Linked DNA regions of Mus musculus: all the other regions are linked to region 2. The links are chromatin loops, found by intact Hi-C in ENCODE. Cell type or tissue: heart. All regions are shown on one strand. Links, peaks and the distances in the headings refer to the core of each region. The heading gives the core; the rest is flanking DNA. Region 1 holds the start of Gm35116 (a long non-coding RNA gene). Region 2 holds the start of 4930432J09Rik (RIKEN cDNA 4930432J09 gene). Region 3 overlaps Gm35197 (a long non-coding RNA gene). Region 4 has its middle 11 kb from the start of 4930518C04Rik. Region 5 overlaps Ednrb (endothelin receptor type B).

What was found. A loop is a pair of places that touch in the nucleus more often than their neighbours do. Peaks named below come from ENCODE experiments on the same cell type or tissue, not always from the same donor. Only the 100,000 strongest peaks of a DNase experiment are listed, where the experiment ranks them.
Region 1: a loop joins it to region 2, with 2.2 times the contacts of the local background. A loop is called at or near these places in 6 of 42 quality-filtered maps.
Region 3: it touches region 2 in a loop (6-fold over the local background); 6 of 42 quality-filtered maps call a loop at or near these places.
Region 4: a loop joins it to region 2, with 2.3 times the contacts of the local background. A loop is called at or near these places in 3 of 42 quality-filtered maps.
Region 5: it touches region 2 in a loop (5-fold over the local background); 5 of 42 quality-filtered maps call a loop at or near these places.

The regions. Positions count from the first base shown.
Region 1 is chr14:103,774,328-103,780,873 of GRCm38, reverse strand. The region is part of intron 1 of Gm35197 (a long non-coding RNA gene); the gene reads right to left. It overlaps Gm35116 (a long non-coding RNA gene), which reads right to left and starts at 1,955. Exons shown (of 2, transcript XR_874924.1): 1 at 1,769-1,955. In heart, for the core only: no CTCF peak of the experiment used is centred there; no DNase peak of the experiment used is centred there; H3K4me3 peaks cover 338 bases; H3K27ac peaks cover 543 bases.
Region 2 is chr14:104,024,497-104,031,042 of GRCm38, reverse strand. It overlaps 4930432J09Rik (RIKEN cDNA 4930432J09 gene), which reads left to right and starts at 3,901. Exons shown (of 3, transcript NR_045953.1): 1 at 3,901-4,116. The region is part of intron 1 of Gm41238 (a long non-coding RNA gene); the gene reads right to left. In heart, for the core only: no CTCF peak of the experiment used is centred there; a DNase peak (open chromatin) is centred at 3,762; H3K4me3 peaks cover 293 bases; H3K27ac peaks cover 555 bases.
Region 3 is chr14:103,784,670-103,791,215 of GRCm38, reverse strand. All of the region lies in intron 1 of Gm35197 (a long non-coding RNA gene), which reads right to left. Among named protein-coding and RNA genes, the nearest start is that of Gm35116, 9.0 kb to the right of the region's middle. In heart, for the core only: a CTCF peak has its summit at 3,468 (motif pointing left); no DNase peak of the experiment used is centred there.
Region 4 is chr14:103,884,542-103,891,087 of GRCm38, reverse strand. No RefSeq gene overlaps it. Among named protein-coding and RNA genes, the nearest start is that of 4930518C04Rik, 11 kb to the left of the region's middle. In heart, for the core only: no CTCF peak of the experiment used is centred there; no DNase peak of the experiment used is centred there.
Region 5 is chr14:103,813,980-103,820,525 of GRCm38, reverse strand. It overlaps Ednrb (endothelin receptor type B), which reads left to right. Exons shown (of 8, transcript NM_001136061.2): 7 at 487-595; 8 at 3,326-5,911. The coding sequence ends at 3,460. All of the region lies in intron 1 of Gm35197 (a long non-coding RNA gene), which reads right to left. Among named protein-coding and RNA genes, the nearest start is that of Ednrb, 27 kb to the left of the region's middle. In heart, for the core only: no CTCF peak of the experiment used is centred there; DNase peaks (open chromatin) are centred at 3,435 and 4,785; H3K27ac peaks cover 447 bases.

The DNA.
Region 1 (6,546 bases), core at 461-5,460, 250 kb after region 2:
GTACCCCGGAGCTCTAGACTCTAGCTGCATATGTATCAAAAGATGGCCTAATCGGCCATCACTGGAAAGAGAGGCCCATTGGACATGCAAACTTTATATGCCCCAGCCCAGGGGAATGCCAGGGCCAAAAAGTGGGAGTGGGTGGGTAGGGGAGTAGGTGGGGAGGGTATGGGGGACTTTTGGGATAGCATTGGAAATGTAATTGAGGAAAATACCTAATAAAAAATATTAAAGAGAGAGAGAGAGAGAGAGCAACGAGGGGCCAAGCAGCCCCTTTTATAGTGGGCTAGACTATCTAGCTGTTGCCAGGTAACTATGGGGCAGAGCATACCTGCTATAGTCAGATAACTGTGGGGGTGGAGTCTAGCCAGAATGCCAGAAGCTTGGGACATTGTCTGTGTGACTGATAGTCACACACTTCTCCTGTGGGGGCTGTGGGGGCGTGGGGGCGGGGTGGGGTTGGTGGCGGTAACTTCAACAGGAGCCAGGGGTCCAGGAGACATGATCGAACACCTTCCATCCCGTGTAGGTGTAAGTCACTGCCCATCGGGTTCCCGGAGTTCCAGACCTTTGCTCGACTGGAGACCAGACTGTCTGTGCGCAGCCCACTGCCCCACATCAACTGACAATTTAAAATTAGGCTTCACACTAACCTCCTCCAGCTTCTAGCTTCTAGTTCTCTGACCTTATTAAGTTATTTAATCTCTTTGAGCCTTAATTTCTTTCCTAGAAAAGCGTTCAGTGTAGTTTGGACGAGTTCCTCCCAAGGACTTAATGGATGAAAGTGTGGCCCCCACTCCATTAGGCTAATGGGAAGTAGTAGGCATCTTCAAGAGGCGGGGCCTAATGAGAAGCCTATTGGTCATTGGGCTATGATCTTGAACAGGGTTGTTGGGCTGTGGTCACTTCCACTCTTTTGTGTATCCCTAGCTTCGGGGTACCCATATTTTCTTCCCTACACATTCCTACTATGGTGTTCTGCTTCAGCACGGCCCAAAGTACAACAGAACCAACTGGTCATGTCAAAAGAACCCATTTTTTTAAATTATTATTATTTATTTCAGTAATAGAAAGCTAACTACCACAAATAGAAATAATAATATTGATCACTCCTCAAGATTTTTATGAAGATTAAATACGTAAATGTAACATGTGTGCCATGGTGCCTAGCCTGTTGTAAGTATTGTAGTCATTAAAATTAGTAGCAAGAGACCACAGAAACAAAGATCCTATTTTCAGACTGCGGAACTGTGCTTTGGGTAGCTAGCTACTTAACTATCATATAAAATAGAGGCCGAGCGTAAAAAGCATCAGTGTAAACTTCCCACCCAGTTCTCCTAACCTCGAACCTGGCAGATGGCGCTAAAATAAACAATGAGGGTGCTGGTGAGATTCTCTATACAGACAGATTGTCTCCATTCCAGCATTTAAAGATACTTACAGGGCTAATTTCCTGGTGAGAACCCGGAAAACTCCAACTCTCTTCCTTATTCATTCTACTCTCCCCTCCTCCCCTCTCTAAGACAGACACACACACACACACACACACACACACACACACACACACAAGCAGTACTCCTCACAAGCCATGTAAATGAAAAGAAGCATTTAATAGAATGATAGCCCACCCAAGGGAAAGGGGGAATAAAGAAAGAAAAGAAAGAGAGAAAGAAAAATGAAGAGAAGGGAAATAGGATGAAATCTCTGGGAACCCAATGGCTGTGATTGGTACCACTTTCTACCCTCCCCTCTGCTCTCCACCACTCACAACACGAGGCGATTATCGGTGAGTTCTACCGCAGCGCACCTGCCAGTTTCCTCCAGAGCACATGAAGATGGCCAGAGCGCTACTTATGTAAGAGCTTCTTAGCCTTCTTAGTTTCTCAGACTTCTGAGTCTGAATGAAATCCACAGTCTCTCCCCCTTGCCAACCTTCTCTTTCTGTTTATTTCCAAGAAGAATTAAAGCGCTTTAGCCTGTTTGATTTTGGAAAAGAGTGCCCTTTGATAGAGTGGAGTCCTGTCTTTGACCCCAGCAATCATCATAAGGAGTGTGGCTAGTGCACTTTTAGAGAGCTTGGCAGCCACAAAGCCAATCCATTGTTAAATCAGAACAATAAGGACATTTATCCCCTGAACAAGACAGTATTAGACTCAGCCATTTAGATGGACAGGAACGAACAGGGCACTGACTGTATTTGGCTTGGAAAGAAGTGTCTGAAAATTAATCTTCAACTGGCCGGAGAAAGGGGGATTCCATGCAGCTCAGTTTCGTTTGCCCCAGTGTCCTTTCCGAGAGTGAAACAAAACGTGACTGTAATCGTGGTTTATATTAGCCTTCCGAAGGAAACTTGAGATTAACTGGGAGATTTATTTATTTATTTATTTTTACAGCAAAACCTTCATAGCAAATTCTGTGGGGTAACAGATGCAAAATAAGCCAATAAGCACAGTCAAAACTAATAATCCCAAGGGAGTCGCACCAAGGAGTTCCACACATGCGTTTGCGTTTGCGTGGGAGCTTTGGCAGCTGGAGCCGGGAAGAGTCTCCCTGATGCTTCCCTGCCTGCCGCTGAATCTCCAGAAAGGGAGATGCTGTGTCTTGTCATCACAATACCTCTTTCTGTTAAATGGTTTAAAAAATGTTTGACAAGCTCATTACAAAGCTAGCCAAGGAAGGCTTCTCTTCCCTTCCAGGGATTAGAGTCTGGAAGCCAAGCCGCAACACCGGCCTTTGTCAGCGATTCAGGCCACATTAGCAAACGAAAGCGTTTTACAGACAGACTAGACTCTGAAGGAACACTGGGGCCTTTGTGGCTGCTTCTTCACACGGTGCTAATGGACATTTCACTGAGGGAAAGAGGGTTCACTGAGGGAAAGGGGGTGCTTCCTTGTCCCTCGAACTTTGCTTGTCTTCAGCCTAAGACCCATGCCAACTGAGTTATTTCTGGGGCCAAAGTTTGATTTTTACAAACAATTATTTACAACCTTCATTGTGGTAAGATAGTCCTCTCATCAGATCACAAAAGGCTAATTCTCTGATTTCTAATTAATTGGGAAGAAGTCAGCTAATGTAACAGTCTTTTTCTCAAGTGCGTCCACCTACACAAAGCTGTTAGCCAAACTGCAGCACAAAAAAACAAAAACAAAACAAACAAAAAACAAAAAACAAAAAACAAATACCCAAAGCTTCAGACAATGTCCACTGGGCTCAAATTGAGAATTTCTCCACAAAATGAACAATGCTACAAGAACGGATTCTCAGGCCAGTTCCCCTTTCCTCTTTCACTTGGCTTGCAATTATCTTCCAGAGGGCTAGTTTCTGAAAATTAACCCTTTCTCACCCTTTGCTGCTTCCTTCATGCCCTTACATTCTCTCCCTAGGATTCTAGCAGCTACTGACTGAGCAAGGAAACACCAGTCGTTGCTCATGGCCCTGTGAAACAATCTCCTTTGGAAAAGGTATAGTACCACTCGGTCTGCAAGTTAGTTGTTTGAGTGGATTTTCTCACATCCAAATGCAAGAGTTGACTCACTCTCTCTGGATCACATACTCCTTACAATCTGAAGGCCTGTCATATAACTCGTAGGCACGACATAACTGGATAAGCTCCGTAGTAGTTGAATGACTGGATTGAAACATTACCTTGTAGAACAGCAGTCCCGACCTGTGTGTCATGACCCTCTGGTGGGGCTCTCAATCAGATCTCCTGCATATCAGATATTTACATTGTGATTCATAACAGTAGCAAAATTACAGTAATGAAGTAGCAACACGAATAATTTTATGGTTGGGAGGTCACCACAGCAGAAGGAACTGTATTTAAGTGTCACAGCAATAGGAAGGTTGAGACCACTGCTGTAGAAGGAGGGGGGTGCCAATTTTGTAGCTGTGTCAGTCATGCTGAGGTGGGCTTTGTAGTGAGGAACTACCCTAGTCACTCATGCTTCTAAAAGGAGTCCTCACTGATGAGTTTGTAAGCAATCCCAATGAACTCATCAGCTCAACACGGTGGGCTTGGGTGGAATCAATTCTGAAGTCTGTCACTATTGTTATTGTCTGAGGTGCTAGAAATAACCTCATGAAAAGTGACACAAGAGGAAAAGGAGAAGGGTGGTTTAGTACTTAAGACTGTCACTCGTGCAAGGATTAGAGTTCAATTCCCTGCAGCCCACATTTCCCTCTAACTCTTAGCTCCAGGGAATTGGACATCTGACTCTAGTCTCTGTGGGGACATGTATATACATACACATAAGTAAAAAAAAAAGAAAATAAATCTTCAAAAATAAAAGAAAAAAATCACAAAACTACCATGGGGACATTTAGAAGTTGGATGCAAGACGTCTTATTTGTATATATGTTTTCAGGGTTGGCAATTTGTTATTGAAAAATCAAATGATGTGCTCCTCTGTGGGATACTATTTCCCCTACTTTCAGCATCTTTTAGTTGCCTGTAGTTCTTATGTATAGGGTTGAGGCCTCATGGGCTTTTCCCAGTACAGTTTAGTACGACCATTAGAGTTGTCTCTGTTCAGCCCATGTTTGGACAGTTGTGTTGGTGAGACTTCTTGGGTGTAGCTTCTGGCATTATTAGGAGACATAACCTCACAGCAGAGTTCCTGATATTCTGACCTTGGCAACATCACCACCTCTCCTGCAATGTTCCCGGGGCTTTGGATGCAGGGGTGTTTTGTAGAGGTATCAGCTGGGAATAGTTCTACCACTCTGCATTTTGATTGGTTGTGTTTTTTTCTGTAGTGGTCTCCATCTCTTGCAGAGAGAAGTCTACTTCATGAGGGGTGAAGATTACCCTTATCTGTGGTATAAGGACAAATGTTTAGATTGTTGTTAGGGATTATGCTGGCTTAATAAAGTAGTAAACGGATGTTTTCCACTAATATCTATGTCTTCACTAACACTCACTGAGTAGTTAGCTATACCAATCATAGTTTTCCTCTTGTTGAGCAGGTCTTAAATCCAATTAGAGAGCTGTTGGCTATGTGTTCCACTACTATACCCTTAGGGTTATCATTATACATACAAATAACTGAGTAGGTTATATTTAGGAATGTGTGTGTGTGTGTGTGTGTGTGTGTGTGTGTATTTAATAACAACTAATTTTTAAAGGTCATGGATTTGGAAGAGCAAGGGGCACACAGGAGAGTTTGAAGGGAGGAAAAATGTTATGATATAATCTCAAAATTCTTAAAGCAAAAATATGTAGAAAAATACTTCTTTGACAAACTGTTTATTTGTGACTATTAATTGAAACAGACATTTAATGTTTGTGTGTCCAAACACAATGTACTTTAACTTAATATTCTATAATTATTTTCAGCCTTCTAACAGAATTCAGTCAATTGAATTTCCTTACTTGACCCTATTGCTTGCTCAACTCTCTTAAAAGTTTGCCTAAGATTTCAGAGTCATCTTTAAAATAAATGATTTTACGAAAATGCAATACTTGCAAGAGCTTCCAAAAACAAACTTAGTGGAAGATTCTAGATTTAAAATTTTTCCCCCAAACAGACTTATCTCATTGAATTCAAATTTAAAGTCACTTTTAAAATCCCTCCTCTTTGGGGTGTCTTCTGTGTATTTTCTATCTGCAGTGGAAGGAATGGAGGCACAACTACATGTTGTAAGGGCCACAGCAACAGGCAGAACACCCTTAGTCTCATGAACTTTAACCTTCTCAACTCTGATTTAAAACAAACAAGCAAAAAGATCATTGGGAAAACAATGAAAAATAATTCCAGAACAACCTGGTATGAAGCAGAGTTGAAGTTTATTACTGATTTTAGTCATAGATTTTAATCACAAGGGTTAAGAGAAAGAAATGAAGGCTCAAAATAAAAGATGCACCTCAATGCACAGTGTGGGCTTCCCTGAGAAGATAACAATTGTGTGGGTATCTCAAGGGGTTACTGGGACCTTTTTTCTTCCTCCCTTCCCCTCTTTTTAGCATATAAATGAGATTGAATGGTGGCTCTGGAAGAACCTTGAGTAGGATTATAATTTAATTAAATAAAACCACGGGGGGGGGGGGGGGACACAACTAGGTTACTGGGGGGGGGGGGTCTAGGTGATGGTGAGTTGCTTTCTGGTGAGACTCCTTGGAAACAGCACCTTTACAGCTGGGGTGAGAGGCTTAAGCAAATGTATTTTATGTTGGAATTTTTGCTGTTTGAGAATTTCATACATGCACATAATATGTTTTGATCAAGTCCTATTTTATTCCCCCCACCCCCCACACCACCATGTCCTCTTTTGAAAAGGACATGTGTTCTTTTGAAAAGCTCACGGAGTGAACTTAGAGCTACCTGTTACAGGCATGGCTGTAGGACCATTGACTGGAGCCTAGATAGCCTCTCAGGGGCAGTACACCTAAAGAAAACTGGCTGGCTGTCTTCCCAGCGGCCACCAGCCACCAAAACCTTCTTCACTAAGGGTGGGACTTTATCTGAGTTCATCCGATCCTGGTCTTATTCAGGCAGCCAAAGAGCTCATCTGTGCAACTATCCTATTGAATCTGAAAACACATTT
Region 2 (6,546 bases), core at 665-5,664:
AGAAAGAGTCCCAGAAAGGGAAGATTAAAATGCCTCCGAATTTGGCAGTCATTCAGAGCAGGGTTTAGTGTTCTTTGGGTGTTTGTGGGTTCGTGTTCTTTGAGTGTTTGTGGGTCCTATTGTGTTTTTCTGACCTATATTAGTGCGGTTCCTCAGAGCACAGCAGTGGAGCGCTGCAGTAACGTTGCCCCATGGCTTAATTTCCCAATTAAACTTAAACAAATTTCTCAAATGCTCATAAAACCCTTGGTGGCAAGATCGGTGCACCTGAATATTTAATTATTTGAATGTCAGTCTGAGACACAGATAATTGGCAGCTAATAGAAAACGCCTAAGACCTGAAAACAAAAGGATTTTTCTATAGCTGATGGGGGAATAATTGAATAAACTTATTAAAATAAAGTCAGATTTTTATCTTAAATAAGTAGAAAGATTCTAGAATGCTGGAACAAATTTAAAATGAAAAGAAGGGATAAAATTAGTCCTTAGTGGCAGTTATAGTCTAGATCCTGAACGTTGGCTGCACTTAAATAATAGAATTAATATTAAGAGGCTATCTTGTGTCTGTCTTCAGTGTAGGAGAATTAGCTAATGGGAAAAGCCAGGGTCGATCTAACTGAAATATTCTTCTCGCGTTGGTTATAAGGTTTCCACACATGTAAATACAAAACCAAGTCAAATAAATATGTATCCCGGATAGCGTTTTACAAAACAGAAGTTAATCTGGTGAGCCTCATGCATCGGCTTAATTACATATCGAGAGAAATAGCTGGAGATTTGGCTGGGAGTTGAGAAGCCAGAGGTGCGGATGAAAGAGTTATAGAGCTCAGGAGAGGTCCCAGTGGGAGGCCCGTGGAATTAGTCTTGGTCTCAGCCTTACTTTACATCTTAATTACTGATTTCAAAGAAAGGCTAAACTGCACATTAACTAATTTGCAGATGGTCCTAAATTGGCAAACACTGGGAATTGCAGATTAAAAATCTAAAGGGATTTTTTTTTTTGAGGTTTGAAATGGGGATCACTGAAACGCAGTCCTTTCAGTAATAATAGCTAGGATGATAATGGTGCCGATAAGCCAGAAAGAGTAGCTCAATTCTTTTGTGGGGGCGTCATGAGGAAAGGTGTGAGAGGAGACGGCTTCTGAAGACCTAGGGCAGAAAAGCAGATTGGAAACTGGGCGCACACTGACGCAGATGGGAAGAAGAACGGAGACCGGATGTTCTAAAACCCTGCAAAGGCGACTGCTGGGATCTGAAGTCAGCTCAGCCCACTTCCTTACAGAGGTTCAGAGAAGTGACCCACACCCCATCACCAGCATGCATTCGTTTCTTTGCACCCTTCCACTCCAGGAGTGGCTGCCTTTTACTTGCACATTCACATTGCTATGCAGTTATAAAATACCTTCGAGTCTCTAACCTATGTAAGGAACCGAAAAATTAAAGAACAAAACGAAACACAAAAGCAAACAAACAAAAAACACTATGGACATCTCTGTTTGCCTCTCATCTTCCGTGGCCTATGAGTGGTAGCAGAAAGCAGATGTGGTAAATATACAGTGTCAAAAGCCACGCTCCCAAACAGGTGATGGCAGGGTTCATGGGATGATGATAATTATCAATGTACAAACATCTGTAACAATCTTTAGAGAAATCCGGAGAGGATAGAAAGGAATCTAAATGAGTAGTTCTCGGCCTTTCTGATGTTGTGACGCTCTAATACAGCTCCTCGTAGTTGTGGTGACCCCGCTCCCCAACCACAAAATTCTTTTTATTGCTATTTCATAACTATAACTGCTACTGTTATGAATCACAATGTAAACATCTCTGTTTTCCACTGTGAAAGGGGTGTTGAACCCTAGAGGGGTCACGACCCACAAGTTGAGAACCACTGCTGTAAATGACGGTGGATAAAGTCAGCATAGACCATATTACCAAGATGTGAAGAACATCACTGAGTTCAGCATCAGCGGATTGGGAAGGTGGGAAAAGAAGTGAAGCTGAAACAGGGAAATCATTTCTGTAGAACTTGGCCCTCGTCTGTTGCCCCATCTTCAGCACTGTGTCCAGTTAGCATTGTCTCCAAATAAAGAATGCTTTATTACTCCCCAAACCGTGGAAAATCCCCTACACCCTGGAATGTGTCAAGTAGGTTCTGTACCCTTTTCTTGCAAGGTGGCAACCTCTTAGCTCTGGAGCCATGACAGCAGCTTACTTGGGTAGAAGAAGGAAAACTAAAGGTAGTTGTTCTTTCCTCCACATCAAGGAAGGGCAAATTGCATCATTGATATACAAGATAAGCAGAGCCTGCACTATACTTGGGCTGTGCAGTTACTTGAGGAACTCCAAGTGGCAGCTGATAGCCCTGAGGCAAGGCAGTTCCTCTAGGCACCCTTCCCTGCAACAAGCCCTGCATACCATGAGAACCATCAACAGTAGAAAGAGGACACGAAGACCCCAGACCCCAGGAGGACTGCAGCCTCTTCCGGGAGATCAAGACGCACAAAGTGCACAGGAAGAACAGGAGGAAAAAGGAGGTAACAAATATTCCCAGGGCAAGTTAAAAAAAGAAAGGCAATTGCAAACCCCAGAGAAAACCAACAGAATCCTGGTCATGGAAGCCACTGTCTAGCTGAAATTCATATCAAACGTGCCTTGAGTTTTAATAATTAGCAATGCATTTTAAAGGTAATCAGCTTGACTTTGAACATATGTTTCTTGGAGTGAGTAGCAAGTGAAGCCGAGAGAAAGGAAAGTGGCATGAACGGACAGCGTGGTCCAACAAACAAGAATAATCATGGCACAAGGAAACATCGATTAAACACCGATTTTTCAGATCTTCTCACCCCTGTCTGTCAAAATACGAAAGACTTGGTTACAATTGATGGAGATATGTTACTTTCCCAGTCTTAAAGATCGTCACATCCTGAAATAGCAATTGGGCTTTTCTTCTACAGCAAAACCAGTTCGCTCAAAAATGCCTGAGGCGTTCTGCACATTATGCAAAGAGACACCATTGAGAACAAGGAGAATAGACTCAGATATGAAGAGACTCCAGTGATGTAAAAAAAAAAATTAAAGCTACCATTAAAAATGTGGAATGGCTAGTATATCTTCATACTTTGAAATATGAAGGCAAGACAGACTTTAGAGATTTTATTGGTCAAGAAACGGAAATGTACAAATATCTCAGCTCTGCATGACATGCAGGGATACAGGCCAGGCAGTGATCCCCAGCGCACCTGCTGCACTGCCGGCAGCTGTAGACCACAGCTCTCTTGAATGGGTCAGGCCTGACACATGACAGACCCCCAACTGCAAGGGCAGCGGGGGTTTTGAGACAGTGTTGCAGCAGCTAAACTGACTGGTATCCCTCTCACTTCTGTCTGCCCAGGGTTACAGATAAAATCTGAACAGAGCATGGAGGCAAGGCGGTGCAATCGAAATGATCGCCCACAGATCCTAAGTCATTTCTGGGGCTGGATCTCAGAAACAGATTCTTGAAGCTGTACTGTGTGGGATTGCTCTAGTCCAGAATCCATTGTTGCCCCGACTTCGGGAAATAGTTTCTCCAGAAAATTCTATGACCCTTCGTGTTTTTAATTTACGCGTTGAACTTTTTCAGACATCGGAAACGACGAGAGGAATCTTGCTTTTGCAATAACAAGCTGATGTTATATTTAGCTGTTGTTCTCAGAATAAACAAGCCAAAGCTTTACGTACAAAAGCTGCACATCCTGTTTACCACCAGTAGGGGGAGCTGTAAGAACTCTAAAGCTCCCCCCACCAAGTGCTGAGAACAGACTGGGAATGGAAAAAGTTACAGATTAAATTAATCACTTCCCTACCTCCCTCTCCCCCGCCCCCCAAGGTTTGTTAAGGAGGAACAGTGAGTTTCTTGAAGAACATTGGGCTATTATATCCATTAAAGCAAGAAAGAGTATATTTAATTGTTTCTGGTTTAAGATGTCCCTAAAGTGATGTCTGCTTTGTTTTCTTCTTCCAAAATAAAAAATGTTGATTTTAGCCAGGCTCCTTTCCATTGACACGCGCTACACTTCTGGATGAGAATACAGAAAATGCCACCTTTATCTTCACCTAAGACCACCTGGATTCCAGGTAGGACCCTGAACCTCTTTCTCTGCTCCCCTCCTCCCAGAACTTTGCTACCTGTTGCTTCAGGGCAGCGTGGGCATTGTGAGTGCTACACTGACTGCAGCCAGTCTCTCACCTGAGCACATTATGCTTCTTCACTCTACCATCACCCGTTCAAGGGAGGGTTCTCTTTGGCGTGGGTTTTGTTCTCTCTCTACTTCTTAGAAGAAATGATCAGAATTATTTCTAAATTCTACTCTTTCCTGCTACTTGAATTGATAAGTTATGACACCAAGAGTGAGCTGAAGTGCTGAGAAGCTAATAAAATTTGTTTCTGTAGCTAAGAGTGATTTCCTTGTCTTTATATCTTTTCTTTTTTTTTTCTTCTTTTCTTTTTTTATTTCCTATTTTGTGTGAAAACATGGTTTTCTTTGATTTTCATGTGAGCTAATTAACCTCTTTGACATCTTAGTCCAAACACTTTCCAAAGTCTTGTATTTTATTTTTGCGTGTCTAGTCATGGATAAGATGCATGATTTAGAATGTAATGTGACATTTGATCCATATTTTGTCCATAGTTGTCAATGGGATTATCTGATTTATTGAACAAATACACAATAAAGATATTTATCACTAAGGTCATAAAGAAGTATATTCCAGTACTCAGAATTTTCAAAAACTGTGTTGAAAAATTACATTTACCAAATCTGTTATCAAATATAACTAGATAAGAATATTATCTTCTCAAATATAACTTAATAGAAATATTACCAGATAATTTTTACTAATATGTTTTTTTAAGTATAACTTTTAATTGAAATATCTCACAATTCTTCTTTCTTTTTTTAAAAAAAAAATGTTTCAACTACTTTGCACTAGAAATGAAATCTAATGTAGGCCTATGGAGTTTTAAAAGAAAACCTTGGGTCAACATATCCTGCAGGAAGGTCTAGATGGTTCTCCTTAGATGCAAACGGTGTCTTCAACATGGATACAGTATAAACAAATACTTTTTTAAAAGAAAAATGGATTTACCATTGCGAACCCACGCGATCAGTGATAGAGCTACATCTCTGTCTGAGTTCCCGGGTGCCAGTGGCCTCCAGATGTTATCTCAGCAATACAAATTGAGTTCCCTAAGATGACACACAGCTCCCCATCCATGAGATACCCCTCAGAGAACAGTGTGTATGGAAGGGGGGTGTACACTAAAGAGATTGCCAATATGATAGATCCATTTTAAGGGGGAAGATTTTTTTTTAATAAGAGAGAGAAAATATACAGCAGCACCTGGGAAGGCTCCGAGCAGATTGCAAGAGAAGTAAAGTGGACCAGCAGACTGGACATGGCCAGGGCTATCCGCAAGAGCCCAAGAGACCCAGGAGTACAGACATCACGGTAGCCAGAGACAGTGGGCTCAGAAGAGAAACCTTGCCTTACATTAAGAAGACACAGGCGACTCGAGCCCCGGGCTACCTTGCCAGCAAAGTCTTGCCCAACACCCGCAAGGGCCCACACGGGACCTCCCACGGGATCCTAAGACCTCTGGTGAGTGGAACACAGCGCCTGCCCCAATCCAATCGCGCGTAACCTGAGACTGCAGTACATAGGGAAGCAGGCTACCCGGGCCTGATCTGGGACACAAGTCCCTTCCGCTCAACTCGAGCCCCGGGCTACCTTGCCAGCAGAGTCGCCTGACACCTGCAAGGGCCCACACAGGATTCCACACGAGATCCTAAGACCTCTAGTGAGTGGAACACAACTTCTGCCAGGAGTCTGGTTCGAACACCAGATATCTGGGTACCTGCCCTGCAAGAAGAGAGCTTGCCTGCAGAGAATACTCTGCCCACTGAAACTAAGGAGAGTGCTACCCTCCAGGTCTGCTTATAGAGGCTAACAGAGTCACCTGAAGAACAAGCTCTTAACAGTGACAACTAAAACAGCTAGCTTCAGAGATTACCAGATGGCGAAAGGCAAACGTAAGAACCCTACTAACAAAAATCAAGACCACTCACCATCATCAGAACGCAGCACTCCCACCCCACCTAGTCCTGGGCACCCCAACACAACCGAAAATCTAGACCCAGATTTAAAATCATTTCTCATGATGATGATAGAGGACATCAAGAAGGACTTTCACAAGTCACTTAAAGAATTACAGGAGAGCACTGCTAAAGAGTTACAGGCCCTTAAAGAAAAGCAGGAAAACACAGCCAAACAGGTAGAAATCATTAAAGAAAAACAGGAAAACACATCCAAACAGGTGATGGAAATGAACAAAACCATACTAGAACTAAAAGGGGAAGTAGACACAATAAAGAAAACACAAAGCGAGGCAACGCTGGAGATAGAAACCCTAGGAAAGAGATCTGGAACCATAGATGCGAGCATCAGCAACAGAATACAAGAAATGGAAGAGAGAATCTCAGGTGCAGAAGATTCCATAGAGAACAT
Region 3 (6,546 bases), core at 616-5,615, 240 kb after region 2:
AAACAAGAACAAGATGCCATTGAACCCAATATCCAATCAGGAAGCAGAGAGAGATGGAGGCTGCAGCTCAGAGCATTTGACCATCTCACTCAATCTGGAACCCCAGCCCAGGAAACACTGCAGCCACAGGTCCACGTTCAGGATGAGTCTTCCCTCCAAGTTAACTCTATGAAAATGCCTTCATAAACATACCCAGGAATGTTTTTCCATGGCTAATCTAAATCCAGTACAGCTGACAATCAAGAGGAGCCCTTCCAGTGCTGGTGTGACCATTGTGGACTGATCACACATACTCATCAGTGTTGGCACCATCTGCAGACAGGATCCATTCTTCCTGTAATGAGCTTTCATTTTGACCTACACCTCAATTCCTAGGCTTTGTATTGAACCAAACTTTCAGAACCAACATTATAACAAGATTTGCTGTCTGACATTCTGAGTGCAGATTATCCCTAGGGCCGTTTACTTCAGTTTTTATTCAACCTGATTTCTTTAGGAACAAATAGCCCTGTTTTCAGGACTAGACACACGAAGTTACCAATATTGAACCTATGTTTCACTATTGCCATTGTCTGCCTTCTGAGATTACAGCATGTCCCTTTGTCTAGGAATTATTAGATTACTTTCTCAACACTGAGACTCAGCTGAGTCCCCAGAAAGTTCCTGACACACATTAGGAGCAATATATATCATCCTGGGGTTATTTTTATGTGCTTATATTTCTTGGCATCTGAAAGGTAGTGATTGGAAACATAAAAGAAAGTAATGAATATTGAAATATTAAACAAGTGGCATAACAGTATGCACTTTTACTATTTAACTTATTTGCCTCTAGAAATGTTGATTTTGAAAGAAAGAAAGGGAGGAAAGAAAGGGAGATATGGGGGAGAAGGCCAGAGTCGGAGAGATATATGGAGGTCCTTAAGCTACTTGTCTAATAAAATGAGAGGTGAGGAATGCAAACTATAAAGTCAACCTGGGTGTGCCACAGAAATCCCAAGCCACATGACCTGCTGTAGAATTCTGGAGGAGGTGATGTTTAAAATCATGCAAAAGTTGCTTTAGCTGTAACTTTTTTTTTTAAGGCTCACAAATCTCATTTTTCTACCCTGGGGTATGATGTTCAGATTTCTATTCTTACGACAAAGATGATAGCAAGCTCTTGAAGTCAGATCGGTCCAATCTACCAGCAGCTGTTACAAATTTCAGTTACTCAGGTCCAAAACCAAATGGCTGTCCATAATACCAACTCAAACTCTACGCTGATGGTGTCATCAATTAATGCTAACTCCTAGTGATGACATAGTCATTGAAAATGTGTAAAGACGGGTACTGTCTACAATGATATTTTGCTGTAACAAAGGTATAGTAAAAATGACCAAACACTTTATAAGTCCCACAAATCACAGAGCAAAATTATTTACAATGAAAACAGCTGGCAACACAATTTTATGTAAAAAGTAAAAGATCTCCAGGTCATCTTTTAAAGGCCTTGGCATATTAAGAAATCTAATTTCTTACTTACAACTTGATTAAATTCAGCTGTGAAATCTAAACAACGTTTTTATAATTTACACTTCTTACACATTGGGTAATTATATTCGGATGCAATGAGCAGATGATAAAACCTTTAAATGTGTCTGAAAAATTGCACCATAAAATTTTACTATAAATATTTGAAATGATCTACCACCATATTGTGTGTTGCTGATATTGAAGTGACTTTTCCATTTGTCTATTTATTCTAACAAGACTTTAGAATTTCAGTACGCCCAGGAAAATGAGTGACAAAATAACTTAATTTGGGGGGGGGGGAATGAAACTTGCCAAAATCCCATTGGTTCCAGTAGTGAAAACTACTGAATTATCCCCCTGAAGGTTGCACTCACCCTAGAAGATGGCTTTGACCCTTCATCCACGTCCGCAAAGTATGAATTCTTTTGTTATAACCTTCAACCTATTCCCCAGTCCTTGACCCCATACAGAAAGATATGCTTTAAAACAGATCCCCCAACTCTCATAAGCATCCTCTTTTATTCTAAGCTACCAAAGTGCTCAAGGATAGAGTGCTCCTTACTGAAGTAAGTAGTAACTCAGTTTGGGAACTGATCATGAGACTCTGCAGTCGAGTGCTAGCCTAGCACACATGAGGCCTTGTGTGTGTCCTCCATAAATGTGAGCAGGCTCTTCATTTACCTAGTCACCTCAGGAGTTTGTGGACTCGGTAATTAACACACAAACTTTCAAATCACCTTACTTCATAGAACAAAATCAATAATACTCAGCCCACGATTCTCATTATATATGGCTCTCAAGGATGTGTCTTGTTGGATAAAGTAAACAAACCTAATATAAAAGCTTTTTAAAGACCCTACATTAAAAATAAAACATCTGATAACCTTTACGGCATATGAAGTATTCTCTGAAACCACTAGAGGCTATTCGCTGTCTCAGTCTTGGTAATTTTACCTAGTAATTTTCTTGTTACAACTGTATTAAAAAGTCTACGTTTCTAACTTTATTAAACTCTTTGCACAAGAAATTTTAAGGGTCACACTTAAAGCATCTTATGTTGAGGCTTGATCTGTTGCTATATATTGCAATGCTAAATCCTGGCCCTGGTTGCCTCTAGGACAAGAGAATCCTCACATACAGCAAGTGGGCAGAAGAGAAGTAGGTGGGATTTCCATTTCCAGGTTTGTGGTCTGAGGAGAAACCACGAAGGGAGAAAGGAGAAGATGTCATAGGGTAGGTGAGTCATGAAAAGATGGCCATGAGGGCTTGCCAATTGGAGTTAAGAGTAGCCCAAATGGAACATGGCAAATCATAACTTGGGGTTATTGATAGAGACGTAGACATGATAACATGGAGAGTAGATAGCTGCAATAATGTGTTTCTTGCAGGCAGCAAAAAGAGATTCTGTTTTCTAATTCTATCAGCTATTGTGTGTCTTTTGATAAGTGAAATTAAAACGGTGGCACTCAGATTTATTACTGATATGGTATGTATTGTTCTGCATCATTTTGATCATTCTCTGATGTTTGGGACTTCCTCGGTCTTCTTAGTCTAAGTCCTCCTGGCTTACATGGTTTGGATCAGAAATCCTGTAGTTATTCTAATGGGCCTGCCTTTGCATGTGATTTGTCCATTCTCTTTTGCAGCCTTAAATATACTTTCTCTGTTCAGCACATTTAATATTTTTACAATATTATACCATTGGGGTTTCTTTTCAAACAAACAAACAAACACCAACTATATTTTATTTTACATGTGAATGTCCTGCTAGCATATAATATGTATACCAAGTATGTGCTTGGTACTCAAAGAAGTCAGAAGAAGGCATCTGATCCCCAGGAACTAGAGTTCCAGATAATTGTGAGCCATCATGTGGGTACAGAGAATCAAACCCAGGTTCTCTGAAAGAGCAACAAGTGCTTTTAACCCGGAGCCATCTCTACAGCCCCCTTGTGGAGAATTTCTATTTTGGTTCTATCTACTTGGCATTCCATATAATCTGGTATCTAGATAGGTATCTTTCCCTAGAGCTAGGAAATTTTCTTCTATGGCTTTATTAAAATATATTTTTATGTCTTTCGAGTGAAATTCTTCTCCTTATATGCCTATAATACATAGATTTTATCTTTTTATGATGTTCTTACAAAGTCATTGTATGTCCACTCATGCATTTAATTTTTTTATTATTAACCTTGACTGAATAATCCAATTCTCTTTTTTGTGTTCATATCATGATATTCTGTATTTCACACATAATCTATTCTATTGACGAGGCTTCCGATAAACTCTTTGGTAAACTCTGTATTTGACCTACTGAGCTTTTCTTTTCCATCATTTTAGTTTTGTTTTTTAAAACATAATTTAAAAAGAGTAAAGTCAATAGAATTTATTTAATCATTAACAAAAGGTTATGACAATAATAAGACTTGCTCAAAAAATTTTGGAATGCCCATACACTGTTGTGACAGAGGCTCTGCCATCTTGTATTCGTGCTGAGTCCATTTCAGGTTTAAGTAGAATTTGATCCTCTTGATGGAGAATCCCATGGAACATTACCCAGCTCTGCTTTAGGAATCCAAAATCAAGATGCCCAAATTAACTTATCTCTGGTTCTGTTAAACCAGTAGCTTGCTTCTGTGAAACTCCCCCGCGATGGCCAAACAAGATGCCAGAGTGTGGGTTTATGTTAAAATACCCCATGCTCTGGATGCACAGGGCCACACCTGGATCCCCAAACACCTGCGTGTAATCCGAAACAGCTGGAATAGAGACTTCCAGTAGGCTGAAACTCTGTGTCTGAGTGGTCATCTCTGGTAAGCTCCCCATACTTTACAAAAATAACAGGAATAACTACATGAGTGTACAAATGTATTCATGTTTCGTTTATATTTACAATAGAGAGAATTTGATAAAATTCATCTGTATTCTATGGACAAAATTATCTACTTACGGTCACTTTTACAAATTTGTAAAAAAAATTGTGTTTTTAATTTGCTTAAAGATAATAAAATAACAAATAATCCAATGGGGTATATTGTGTATACTCAACATTTTCTGTACATTTCTTTAGGTTGGGAGGAAGGAAAATATTACTTTCAGTATAATATTAAGGAGAAAACCTAGTTTCCTAATCCATATTTGCACATATGATTTTATAGGAAAAGACATGAAATATGAAAAAGGTGAAGAGCTTTCACAGTTTTATTAGTCACTGTAGTGCGAACTTCCCATGGCCTCAAGTAAGCGTCCCTCCATCCCTCCCAGTGTCAGTCAGGGCTATCTGGTCTAATAGGAGAAAGAGCAGTGCCTATGCCAGGTCTGAGATCTCGCTAAAGCTTTGAGCTTCACACCTGCTCAGTAGAGATTGTCCAACTCCACCTGCAGTCACTTCTGAAAAATGGTCCTGAATCCGTTCACTTGATTTCCTGATTCTTCAATGGTTTAATCTCAAAACCAAATTTTGACTGCCCCAAAATTTTGTGTGCATTGAAATTTTTTATTATTGGAAAATTTTTACTATTCTAAATCCACTAAATTCTCAGAACAGTTTGCTTTGCTTTAAGCTCGTCTTACTATTTTAAAACTGAAGTGATAAACCCTTCCTGCTATTTCTGGCACAATACTTGTAAAAGTCCAATGATTATTTTTGTATATAAAGGAAGATTTTTTTATGTCTCAGGAGGTATAAGAATTATCTGAAATGCAAGATTGGATCTAACTTTTTTATTAAACTTATTAATTGGCACAAATACTTTATCTATTTTTATAAAGCCCAAAACATTAAAACAGGATCAAGTAACATATTAGGTATTAAAAGAGGTACAGGGAGCTAGAGAGGTGTCTCTGTGGTCAAGAGCACTGGCTGCTCTCTCACGGGACCTGGGTATGATTCCCAGGACCCACATTCCAGCTCATAACAGTCTGTAACTCCAGCTCCAGAGGCTCTGAAGCCTGTTCTGTCCTTCAGGGGAACCAAACATGCATCATGTGATGCACAGACATACCACGAAGGTAAAATAACAATGCTCACAAAAATAAACAAATAAATTTTAAAAGGTAAATAAAGTGCAAATAGACTGAATGCTTTATGAACAATAAAAAAGACAAAAATCAATGCATTCTTAATTAAAGTGGAGATAGTTTGCTGACAGATGAAAAAACAGTTTGGCAGATTGAGATAGAAGTCAGCTGTACGTGTCTGCTACGATTATGCTCATAGAAATGACGTAGGTGGGCCGAGTTCTTTGCTCCGTAAGTGGCTTATGCTGAGGCTTACCTGAATCTGCTGTGCTGATGTAAGAGGACCCTGCTCTGGTTCCTAAAAGGATCTACAGTTTATTCCTATCACTGCTAACTTCTGTTATTTACCAAAGTGTCTCACATTTCCGGACTGTCTGTGCCTATAGCAGCCTGGGTAGTACAGGAAGAGGGAGTTTACGGTTTAGGGGAAGCAACAGCTGTTGAATGTCTTAAGGAGGGAACCAAGAACAAAACAGACTTCTGGTGACCATGCAAGCAAGCAAGTCTAAGAGATAAACTCCTGGTGATGTGACTCATTTCTCTTTCAAGTAAACTTTGTAACTTCAGGCCCTCTAATTTTTGGCTAAATATTTAAATGCACCTTTAGTGACACCATCTCTGGACATTAAAACTTAAATTCTCCCAGCTTGCTACAGAGAAACATTAACTTCCAAAAATAACTTTGTTAATTACTTTTATAAGAAGATCTGGCGTGATCCTTTGAAAATAAATATTGTATCCATCAAACTGTCTAATTAGTTTAGACAAGCCATGAGCCATGAACATGTTTGAAAGACCAACATTATGAAAATGTTGGGTTTGCTGAATAATTTGGAGAGGGGATCAACTTGCTTTGCTTTTTGTATTGTTTTGTTTTGCTACTAATAATCATATTTTACTGCATTCCCATAAGACTTGGAATGGTCTAAAATATACGGCCAGGGATCCTTCCATTTTAGTTGAAAAGAAAAATAAATAAAGCAGTTGGGATTAAACATCTTTCAAATATTT
Region 4 (6,546 bases), core at 763-5,762, 140 kb after region 2:
CCCTACTGGGTAGGTCTTCTTCGTCGACCTTTCTGGACACTTTTAAGATACTCACACCTCTCTCTTGCTCAATGGGTGGAAATTCAAGCGTGATACTGTAGTTCTGACCAACTTCCCCATGGCTGACAAGGTCATGGGACCCAGAGCGGAACCTGATAAGGCTCTTTCTAGACCAGTATTATTTCTGAATACTTGTCCTGATGCCCACAGATAAATGTTCTCATCTCTCACCAAAGAAGCTTCTTTGCAGCAGATGGAGACCATTACAGAAATACCAATCATGTTCTAATTTATTATTTTCCTTTTCCTGACTAGATTTTTAAAAGTTTTGTGTAATATGTTTAGATAATATTCATCCCCCTCTCCAACTTCCTGAATCCATTCCACTTCCCTACCTATTTAATCTTGTGTCCTTATTTTTTAAACCCTTCAAGACTAATTTATGCTGCCCAAATATTCTTAGATCTGTGATCTTCCAATGGAGGATGATTGATTTATGAGTGGCTACACCCTTAGAGAAAACTGTCTCCCCCTCTCCCAGCACCTAATAACTGCCCTCAGTCCCATGGTGTGCCCAACTCCTCTGTCCATCCTGGGATTCAGGCTGGCTTGTGTTTGCATGCTTTCAGAACCACTGTGAGCTCATATGTGCAGCTGCCCTGCTATGTCCAGAAAATGTCTTCTTGTTATCTAATACTTCTTGCTCTTGCATTCATTTTACCGCTATCCTTCAGTGATCCCCAAGCCTGGGGGTGGAAGGCAGTATATTTGCTTCCTTTAAGCCTGAGCATTCTGCAGTCTCTTATTTTCTGCACTGTAACAAATCTTGTTGAAAAAAATGTAGAGCAGCAGGAATACTCATCCATCAGTAGGGGTTCAAAACAGCACATTGATCAACCATTGGACGGTTTCATATAAAACTAACCATACTCTCCAAACATAATCCAGTAATGCTGCTTAACACACACACAAAACAATCAATCCTGGATGTTTACAACTTTATCTTCTTTAGCAACTGAACATGTTAAGTTCGGTTTGGGGCTGATGAGAAAATTTAGTAGTTAAGAGCACTAACTGTTCTTTAAAAGCACCTGAGTTCCCTTTCCAGGACCCACACAGAGCTTCATAAAACCATCTGTAACTCCGGGTCCAGGAGATCCAATGATCTCTCTGTCTTCTGTAGGCACTAGGCACACATGTGGTGCATATACACCCATGCCAGTATTCATACGAAGAGAAGAGAAGAGAAGAGAAGAGAAGAGAAGAGAAGAGAAGAGAAGAGAAGAGAAGAGAAGAGAAGAGAAGAGAAGAGAAGAGAGGGGAGGGGGAGGGGAGGGGGAGGGGAGGGGGAGGGAGAGGGATTAAGGTGTGGTAGGTGGGTTTATTATTATAATGCAAACAAATGAAATATCAAACCATGAAAATACACGAGGGAAGCTTAAATGTATGTTTATAATGGAAAAAGATCAATATCTAGAAAATCTGACTATTATATGGTATTCAGAAAATGCTAAAATTGTAGAGTCAGGATGGTTGCCAGAATAAAGAGTAAAGAGCAGACAATGCAGAGAGAATATTTAGTGTGGCAAAGTAACTCTATTTAACAGTACAATGACAGATGCTATGGGACTAGGATTAAAGGCTTTTTACACGGAAGGAATATTAATACCAAAGATATAAGTTTCAGGACAATGAAAATGGCTTTTCAAAGGATTCTCACTAGCAACCTGAAAAGGAGGTGGAACAGTATCCACAAGTCTTTGAGGGAAATAAGAGAATGTTCACAGGAGGGCTGGTTTGGGGACTGTGTACAGAAGTCAGTACTTCCAATGAGTCTGCACCAGACAGTCTGGTATTTTGACAATGACCAGAAATGACAATCTTATGAGGGCTTATTCATGTCTTAAGGGGAAAATGCTCCAGGAATGTAGAGCAAAGGGCACATCGTGGACTTAGAAGAAGAACAGTGATAAAGCAAGATGAAGACACCAAAGGCAGCAGCCTTGAATAAATGCATACAATACATGCATTCAAACCCACAGGATGTACCCAGAGTGAACCCTGGACTCCAGCTACACTCTACACCTCTTCTCAAGGTTGGCTTAGCTTTTTGTGATACGCATAAGATTTCTTCATGCAGCAGGAAAGCAGGTTTCTGAGCTAGATGGTGCACAGTGCTGTGTTGGCACCTCTGAACATTGCTACTTCTATCTTGGTACATCATAATGCTGTGATCAGAGTGGTATATGACCTACAAAATAAATGTAGTTATGTGGGACAGGAAGCTCAAGTCCAAGACATTGGCAGATTCATTGTCTGAAGTGGGCATTTTTCAAATCCACAAGCTTCAGTATATTCTCTGTCTTCACACAGTGAGAGGAGACAACCCCGACTCCTCAGTCACCCATAAGGTGTCAATCTCATTCTAGTGAACTCCCCCTCATGACCTAATCCCCTCACAAAGGCCTCACCATGAAATGTGACCACACTGGAGAGTGATGTTTCAATATATGACTTTGGTAAGGAGTAAAAATCCAGTGCATCGTAGTTTTTACCATCCAGAGGGACTTACACTCTGTTTGTTAAAATACATGTTTAAGGCCCAGGGAAAAGAACCCATTGGTTTATCTTGGTCCTGGTGATGAACATGGATAAACTGCTGTATTGTGGAGAATTGGCCTAACTGCTGAGAAGTTTACTCTGAGCCCAACACTGAGGTCAGGAAAGAGGGGATAGGCATCTTCTATGTTCTATGGTATCTATGTGAATTGCAGACATTCCAAGGAGGATGAAAGATGGAAATCCCACTAGAGTATGCTTCTGTCTCACCACTCAACTGCAAGGTTCTGACACAGTAGACTGACCCCTCCCCTACATTACCAGAAAAAAATGAAACTCATTCTTTGTCTTGCACACAGCATCTCTCATTAACTATTTGTCATTATTGCTTCTTTTAGGAAGTGTTTCCTCTTTGGTTTATATGATGTCACTCAGCACTAATAATCTCATACCTGGTAATTCCTGCATGTGATGGTTTGTATATCCTTGGACCAGTGAGTGGCACCATCTGAAGGTGTGGTCTTGTTGGAATAGGTGTGACCTGGTTGGAATGGGTGTGTCACTGTGGGTGTGGGCATAAAAGATCCTCATCTTAGTTGCCTGGAAGTCAGTCTTCCACTAGCAGCCTTTGGATGAAGACATAGAACTCTCAGCTCCTCCTGTGCCATGCCTGCCTGGATACTGTCATGCTCCCATCTTGATGATAATAGACTGAACCTCTGAACCTGTAAGCCAGCCCCAATTAAATGTTGTTTTTTATAAGAGTTGCCTTGGTCATGGTGTCTGTTCAGAGCAATAAAACCCTAACTAAGACACTGCCTATCATAAATTCATCCTGTTCCTCTTTCCCAAGGTTTCTATGTAATATAAAATCCCCTCATTTATGGCAATAGCTTATTGCAACTTGCTCTGCTTCTATACTTTGTCTCCTAATTGATTGATATGGTCAACACCGGGAAACACCAAGAGGCAAGATCACAGTGAATAGTTACATGTAGCTCACCACAAGATATTCAGATCTTCAAGATCAGCACCTCATGTGGCCTGAATTTCAGTCCCATTGTTGGTCCTTCTTTGATCTCTCACCTCTCTGCAGTCCCTGACAGAAATCTACAAGTCTGTGTCTCTTCGCTGAGAAAAGACACTCTTTGCTTCTCGTCTGGTCTTTATTTTCTTTTGGGAGTTTTTGTCTAACTAACTCAATATTCCTTTGAGGTTTGGTTCAGCATGAATATGTTATTCAACACATGGTCTCGGGGTGGATAAAAAAACTATATTTAGGGCTAAAAATTAAGCTATATTTTGCTTCTAGAAGTTCGTTCTAATCGTCCCCAGATGCATTTATAAAGATGTATACAATTAAAATCAGGAAAGAATAATAAGTTTATAGTGTAGGGCTAGCAGAACACTTGTCTAGCATGCAGAAGACTCTAATTGTAATCCCTACTACAGGAAAAAATAGTGATGCCACAGATTAGATGAAAATAATAAAGTAGAATCTCTGTTGGCATTCACCATGCAGAAATAGCTCTTGCAAATTAATAGTGAAAGGATTATGACCACAGATGAAAACAATCTTTAAAGGTCAAAGGTACATATGGATTTATCTTTTAAATCTAATAGGAGCTGAAGAGACAGCTCAGTAGTTAGCTTAGTAGTTAAGAGCACTTGTTTCCCTTGCAAAAGTCCAAGATTGAGTTCCCGGCACCCACATGTTTTCTGACAGCCATCTGTAACTCCAGTTCCAGGGAATTGCAACCTCCCACTTCTGACAGCCAAGGGTACCAGGTATGCATGTGGTGCATAGATACTCCCACAATTAAATTATTTCTTACCTCTAAATATGTAGTGTGGTCAGGTGGTGGCAAAGACCTTTCAATTCCAGCCACTGAGGAGGCTGAGTCAGAGGGATCACAAACACAAGGCCCACCAAATCTACAGAGTGAGTTCAAGGCCAGCCACAGCATGTTCCTGAGAGCATTTTTCAAAATCAGTTCTCTCCAATAGAGTGTCACTGGGTACGTCAACAAGTCCAGGGCAGATGCGGCTCCACAGCTTCTTATGTGTGCTTTTATTTGGTTACAGTTTGGTGGGTTTGTTTCTGCCCCCTCCCCAGAGGTTGTGATTTTATTTTGTTTCATTGGTTTGAGGGGGACGTTGTTGTATTGGGTTTTTGTTTGTTTATTGAGAAAGTAGATAAAATTGGATGGGTAGGGATGAAGAGAGGATCTGGACAAAGCTAGAGGAAGGGAATAATATGATCAAAATTTATTTAAATTTAAGAATTCTTTTGATAAGAATATAAAATTTAAATTCTTAAATTTGAATTGTTTGATAATAATAAAAATGAAAATAAGTAAACAAGGATATTTGGAGGTTCATCTGTCTGGAAAGTTCTGTCTGGAAGATTCTGCCTATTATAACTGGAGTGGTTCAGGCTTGAGTACAAACTCCTTTGAGTACAGCTTTCGACTTGTAGCTTAGTGGGCTTGAGGCTCGTGATTGTCATGATTGCTATTACCACACAGCAGTTCTTCTTCTATCCCAAGTGCTGGGATTAAAGGCGTGTGCCACCACCGCCTAGCTACACCAGTCCTTCTAATAAGGCACCCATATGAACACCCACTTCACAGTTTTTCAGTTGTTATTTTCAGAGTCATGATCAAATGCTAACTGTAGTGAAATATCTATCCCATTATTCAGGAAAGCTCACCTAACTGCACGAGGGCCTTTAAGGAATGTGTTTAAATTGTGTTCTTCATCTCGTATTCTGACAGAACTTCATTATTATTATTATTATTATTATTATTATTATTATTATTATTATTATTACCATCATCAAGTCAATACTGGCTTTAAAGAACCATTTCTCACCCTTGCAAGTATGGAATTATCCATTTGTACAAATTCAAACTGCCTTTTTTTTTTTTTTAATAGAAATAGCAATGGCCATGTAACAAGGGAGCAGAGGGAGGGAGGGCGTACTAACTGCTTTAAATACATCACTAAGAACGTCAGAGCATTTCCTTGCCATTCACCCAGCTATCTCTAGGGAAACACGAGCTCTGTGACACACTTACTTAAATTCCTGTCATTGTACTCTGTGTGTCAGTCTCTGCAGACTCAGGCTTACAGTCTATAGCCAGGGTTATCATCCACTGGGACACATGCTGCCACTGTCATACGGCTAATATCAATGACTTCTTTCCCCTTAGAACAGAAGAGACAAGAGATGTATGAACTCAGCAATAAATCAGAGTGAACCCAAACAACCTAGCGGTGGAACAAATCCTAGCTGGAAAACCAGAAATTTCCAAAGGAAACAATATTAAATATAAACCCTTTCCTATGTGTTGATAGCTGTATTTGTTTCAAATCTCTAAGTCATTGAAAGTGATGACATATCTCACTTTAGAACATGCCAAATGCATCATTTCCTTCCCCTTGCCTACATCCCGCCCCCCATACACACAGTGAAGAAAAAGTTGAAGACAGCGTTCTCCAAGATTACACTCTGGAACTTTAGTTTGGTTTATCTGAATGAAGGTGTCTCCTCTATTCCATTCAACAGTGCTTTCTCTGTGAGAATTCTGCATCTGAATTCTGTTGATAGCTCTACATATAAAAGACAGATATTGGACGTCATGCAAGTCTTGTCTTAACCAGTAGTGATTTGGTCATGTGTCAGGATTCATGCATCTTACTTTCATGAGAAATAATGGATTGCACCAGTTAGTAGGAAAACCTGGCCTTCACAGTCTGATGATTCCACATGTGAATAGAAACTGATCCTGACTCTGACGCCTCTACCTGGTGGGCAGCATGCTTTGGAGTATTTTCTTAAAGGTTGAGAGTAAATGTATAGGAAAATAACTGACAGAAACAGACCTTTCGTGGGATGCTTTTATTAATATCTTTAGAAGGTGGGCTCTGCTAATTATTTGCAGTAGCCGCAGGTGCCAGGTACTTCAAGATCTGTCTGTGTTC
Region 5 (6,546 bases), core at 730-5,729, 210 kb after region 2:
AGCTGCTTCCCCATTATCAATCCATCTAATAGGCAGAAAGAATACTATTTTCTTATCCACCGAGGCCAATTAAGACCGATTTTCGATTGGCAATTGCTCTAGATGGGGTAAATTAGAGGGCCTGGAAAAGCCTTGGGAATGTAGGCACAGTCGTCAAAGTGATGAGTGACAAGATGAAAAGTGTCAGATCGGAGACATCAATGTTCAGATCAGTCCTCCCTCGCTTCCAAATGAGAATCTTATTTTTAAAAGAAATGCTGCATATTGGTGGTGAAGGTGGGATAGGGCAGTGGAGATGCCAAAGACAGACGGAGAAAGAGACAGGCAGGCAGAGACACAGACAGGCACCTCTGCTGGTAAATCAGTGGCTAAATAAAATTATTGCATGTAGGTGATTTGGGCTTTCTTCATAAAAACATAAAGGTGCAAGTTAAATACACACTTGGAGGGATGTAATCTTTAAAGACAACTTTGGGTTTCTTTCAGCTTTTTGTTGGTTTTGGACTACATTGGTATCAACATGGCTTCTTTGAACTCCTGCATCAATCCAATCGCTCTGTATTTGGTGAGCAAAAGATTCAAAAACTGCTTTAAGGTAAGAAACTCTTCTAAAATAAAATGTTTCCTGTGATCTGGCATCAAATATAGGCTTTAAAAAACACACCAATATTGCTATCTAGAGAGAGCTGGAAGATTGCTAATTTTCCCTGCCTTGCGATATATGTGATGGGTTGGGTTTTTTTGTTGTTGGTTTTTTTTTTTTTTTTTTTTTTTTTTTTGGTTTTTTGTTTTTTGTTTTTTGTTTTGTTTGTTTGTTTGTTTGATTGGTTTTGGTTTTTTTGAGGCAGGGTTTCTCTGTATAGACCTGTCTGTCCTGGGTCTCATTTTGTAGACCAGGCTGGCCTCGAACTCAGAAATCTGCCTGCCTCTGCCTCCCAAGTGCTGGGATTAAAGATGCATGCCACCACTGCCCTGCATATGTGATGTTTGTAAATATCACTTTTGCACTATAGGAAATATTTGCTTATAAATCCTTGACAATAGTAAGCCATGCCCTGATGCCTTAGCCACTCACCAGTACTATTAGAATTGTGTAGCTTAATAAAATTACATATATTGATAATCACTGTCATGTAGTCAGATAAGAATGAAACCCAGTTAGATGCAGTGTTCCTCTGATCTTGGTAGACTTTTTTTTTTATTGTTCAACTACAATTTGGGTTATAAGAAAGTTAATCTCTTTTTCTCATGGACGGTGGGAATAAAGTCAAGGGCTAGGAGATGGCTCAGAGGGTAAGGGTTCTTGCTCTGCAGGTGGGTAAAGGTTCCAGTGCCCAGCACTGATGGGGAAAGTGGGGCATGCCGTGCTGGGTGAGGGGAAGAAAAGATCTCTCTGCTTTCAAGGCCAGTTTGAGTTATACAGTAAGGTCCTATCTTAAAACACCAAAGAAAGAAGGGCAGTGGAGGGGCGGGGGATATAAGGCATGGCTACCCACATGCCTATAATTCTAGTGATAGGATTTCTGGAGATTGGTAGGCATTAGCTTAGCTCCAGGTTCAGTAAGAGACACTGTCTTAGGGAAATAAGGTGGTGGGGGATAGATCAGGACACTCAATGTCCTCCTCTGGGGCATCACACACATCTCCCCCACCTCACCCACACACACATAGTAAGTATAAAAAATTAAGATCATTTCTACTCCATCCTTCCTCCCATCTATGTGTAGTGGCAATCTGCTACTCCATGTAGAATATAAGTCTACCTTCTTACCTCAGATGCTGGCAATATGACACCCATTCTTCCACTCAGCCATTCTCTCAATAATGCAACACCAAGTAAAATATGCCTCCCCTCGCAAGAGAATGGACACTGTCACTGGTATTTCATTATCTGAAAATCAAAATTCATTTCCTCGTAAACACTGAGATAGTTGAAAACATCCTTGCCCATTCATAACTAAGAAATTAGTGATGGAAGAGAACTTTTATCCAAACCAACTCCTTTCTTTACAGAACAGAAACCCCGCTAGTTCCCTGAGCATAGAGTTTATCATAACACAAACAGAAAACCTATTTGCTTAGACCCATAGACTATCATAAAACAAACGGACTGAACAGAGTTTTAAAAATTTAAAAACTCCAGTGAAAAGTGGAAAAATAAAATCAAGGTACTTGCATCCTTTATAAATTCATAGCACAACAATATGGAAAATGCACGCAAGAGTAACATGTAGGTTTCAAATAGCTAGGCAGTATTAAACTCATTGACATGGGAGGAAATGTATGTCAGTGTCAAGTGAGGAAAAGCAGATTATGGGGCACAGACACTAGTTACCTAAGTCTGAACACAGGCACGTGTGCAATTGTAGTATTTGTGTTCTCGAAGAAAAAATGTTTGACTTTCACTGTTGTGACACATCAAGAATCGATTTCCAAGTAAATAAGATAAAGTGTCAAAAGTTAAGGTGGCTTTCGGGGCTAAAGAGATGACTCAGCAGGAAAGAGCACTTGGTGAGCAAGCTTGTGGACATGAGTTCAAACCCAAGCTCCCCTGTAAAAAGCCAGGCTTGCCTGCCTAAACCTGTAACCCTAGCTTTACAGGACAGAGACAAAGAAATCCTAAAGACACCTGATCAGTCAGCTAGGCAGACAGAGTGAGTGAGCTTCAGGTTCAATGAGAGATTTGTCTCAAGAGAATAAGAGAAAAAGCAATAGAAAGAAACAACAGACACCCTCCTCTGGCCTCTTGTGTGGTGCGCGCACACACACACACACACACACACACAGAGAGAGAGAGAGAGAGAGAGATACACACATATACTAAAAACAATTAGTGACTGTTTCTTAAGTAATGTTAATTCCATAAGTTTTTTTTTCTTTGTACTTCATAGTTGCAAAAAATTAGCACATCCCACAAATGTGATCGCCTTTTCAATTTCTAAAAATTTTATTTATTACTATTGTGTGAATGCAAGGTATATATGCATCACATGATGCATAAGTGCTACTATGTGTGTGTGTGTGCATGTGTGTATCAGAATCTGTGCACACACACACACACACATGTGCATGTGTGTGTGCACATAGACAACTTTCAGATGTCTGTTCTCTTTCCACCATGAGTTCTAGTGCTCAAACATGTCTCCAGGCCATCTTGCTGGCCTTAATTGCATCTCTTTTTTAAGGGGGGGGGGTAAAGGGGGTATGGAAAGAGAGGGAACCGGAACCCCACACTTGCAAGGATAGTCAGAGCCCCAGCGCAAGAAGAGCAGAGCGGTGGCCGTGTGCCTGAGTACGCATGTAATGGTCGTTCTGTTTCATACAGTCATGTTTGTGCTGCTGGTGCCAAACGTTTGAGGAAAAGCAGTCCTTGGAGGAGAAGCAGTCCTGCCTGAAGTTCAAAGCCAACGATCACGGATATGACAACTTCCGGTCCAGCAATAAATACAGCTCGTCTTGAAGGCAAGAACACTCGCCGAATCTCACTGTCCTCATTGTGGACAGATACCATTAAAACAAAATGAAACCGTTGCCAAATCAAAATGGAAAAAACCATGCTAGCAGAAAGGTGTGCGCGCGTGTGAGAGGGATTATTTTTAACTGTTCTGACGCTCAACACCGGATATATTCACGGGCTGTTTACAACCTAAGAAAGCTGTGGGAAGGAATGAAGCCCTCCTCCGTGGGGAAGCACTTAGATTCTTAGTCAGCACTTCAGCAGAGCTCTTAAAAGCCCCTAGTGCGTTCACATGCCACTTACGTTTAAAAAAACGAGAACTTCACTGAAGTTCTGTTCAGGAGTTTATTATCCAGTCCTATGAATCTGGATTCAAGAAAGCATGACATTGCAAAACAATTCTTAAAACGAAGTTTCAATTGCTTAATTTGAAACTTAAAAAAAAAAAAACTAATAAATTTTTATGCATACTATCATACCCACTAATCTGATTGTAACTATATGCAAAAGAAAAGGCAATATGGTTGGTAAACTTTTTTGGTCATTACCAACATTGAAATGATCAGAATTCGGGGGAAGAAAAGACAGCCTGCGAATGCCACAGAGAAAACATGGGAAAGCGTGAGCTGCTATGCCTGAGACTTCTGAAATTCCCTCACACATACTCTGCAGAAAGACACAAAACAGAACACTACCTATGATTTCTTTAAAGTTCTTTCAAATATCCTTTCATGATTGAAGTTTAAATTCCATGTGTTCAACTTCATCATCTGTAAATACTTAGCTATTAGCTATAAGCACTACACGTAGAGGACTTAACAAAGGGCAGGTCCCAGCGTTCGTAGCTTTCTGACAAAGAGATGCCAGTAACCCGGTTATAGACAGAATGTGAATTGCCCGGTGCAGTGTCCACATGGCAAAGAAGCAGGGAGCATCCTTTCAGCCATGCTGTAGAGAAAATGGTCCACAGCACAATATGATAGCGAAAATACCGTGGTTTAACGCCATAGAAAATAGTCACTGTAACCAGCTCTCTCGGAGGCATACTACCAACTTTTTATGTTATTCCTGAAAATAGCCAATAGAAAGGCGTTCTGGACATGGTGCTTTTTCTAAAACGTAGAAGCCAAACTGCTTCGGGGTCTGCAAGATCCTCCTCTTTGCGCATTCTTGTCTAGGTTTTTTTTTTTTTTTTTTAATCTCCTTCCACGACGTGCCTTAGGTTCACTCCGGATGAGCGGTGTGTGAAAGAATGCCCAAGAGAAAACTGAAGAGAGAGGAAATGAGGTGGGGCCAGAGGAAGCCCGTGGGGAAATATTCCCATTCTTAGCCCTGTGTTCGTCACTGCCACGTCATGTCGGTGTGAAAGGTCCTGGTTCGGCTCCAGCAAAACAAAGCGCAGCGTTCTCAGCGTGACTCGGGAACAAACCAAGCCCGAGAGCTTTAACCTTGTCTTAAAATATAACAGATTTTCCTTCCTTCCTTTTTCTCTTTCTTCTCTTCTCTTCTCTTCTCTTCTCTTCTCTTCTCTTCTCTTCTCTTCTCTTCTTTTCATAACCCAGGCCACATGTTGAAAATGAGCTTAACAATGCAGTTTTCTACCAAAATCATTGTGACAATACAATAAACCCAAACGGGACAATGAGGTAAAAAACCAAGAACAATACTGAATCCACGTGACACATGACTCTCTTTAGGAGTCACCCACAGTTCTTGTGTGTACAGATTGCTTTTTAATCATAAAGGACGCCCCAGATCTTCAATTTTAAGTTAGTTATTGGCTCCCCAGTAGTTTCACAGCGTGGATATATTTTTAATTTTTACTAAGTTTTAGATTGGTTTTATTGTTGTGTTCTAAATTCTTAAGTCCTAACATCTTTGTTTAACCCAGATGTTCCTTCCCTCTTCATGGGCAATAATCGTCCTGCCAAATTATGAAATGGCATAAGAATACTATTCACATAATATATACAATAAAACTATATTAAGTGGCTTTTTTATTAAAAATTTTAGCACACAGACCAAGGGTGATAAGAAAAAAAACATGATTCCCTTGCATAATTAAAACCAAGATAAGAGAAGGTACCATCTAATTTAAAGCATATTTTCTAACATTTAAGTAGCCTAATATAGCAATGCATAAAAATAGTGTTAACAAGGATGTTAGAGGTCAAACGATTTGTAAGTGACTTCAGCCTATTTTCTCCCAAATTATTTACTGCTATTTTTGGTCTGTGTTCAAACATTTTCAGTATTGATAATGTGCAACAGCCAAAGGAACACTGTTTTCATCCAAATGCGGGTGTGTTGTACCTAACATGCACTTGTAATAAAGCCGTGTAAAATAACTGTGTTTTGTTTTGCTCTGGTCACCTAAAGTGGCAGCTTGTGTCGTTGCTAACTTCTTGTTGAGTAAGCAAAACCAATAAACGTTCAAATGGTTTAAAAGAGCAGCTTATCTTTCGCTACTCATTCATAAATCCTAAGTCAATCATTAAAATGAATAGAGATGCTGTAACTGTGCCTGCTCCTTGCCGGCAGGCCCAGGAGAGAGGAGAGAACTGCTGGTCCCGCCCACCGGGGTCTCTCTGGGGCTGAGCAGGATGGTGAGTGTCCACAGCCCAAAGAAACGCACCGAGCTGGGAGTCTTGTTGAAGCAGGAACTCAACTTTATGGCATCAGCCTCTCTTAAATAAGTTCAGAACATTGGGAGGGGATTTTTGGTGGGGTAAGATGACATTGAAGACATGGAATGGTGACAGAGGGTATGGAGGGACTGACAATGGCAGAGCTCTACATCAGCAACAGGGCAAAGGCAGGGCCAAACAGGTCTTGCTGAGTCACTCTGATAACAGAAGTGACTGAGGCAGGTCACAAAATTAGAGCCAGGCTTAGGCTCTCCCACAACGCTGCAGAAACTCGAGCCAGGCTGGGGCTTATCCTCAAGGCCCAAACCAGGGCCAAAATGGGGCCCAACAGTAAATGGACATCATTTATGTTAAACACATAATTATCAAGGAAAGTGAATTTAAATGCCACTATAATGGCCTTGCTATGTCTTATTACACATATGTAGCTATCACTCATGG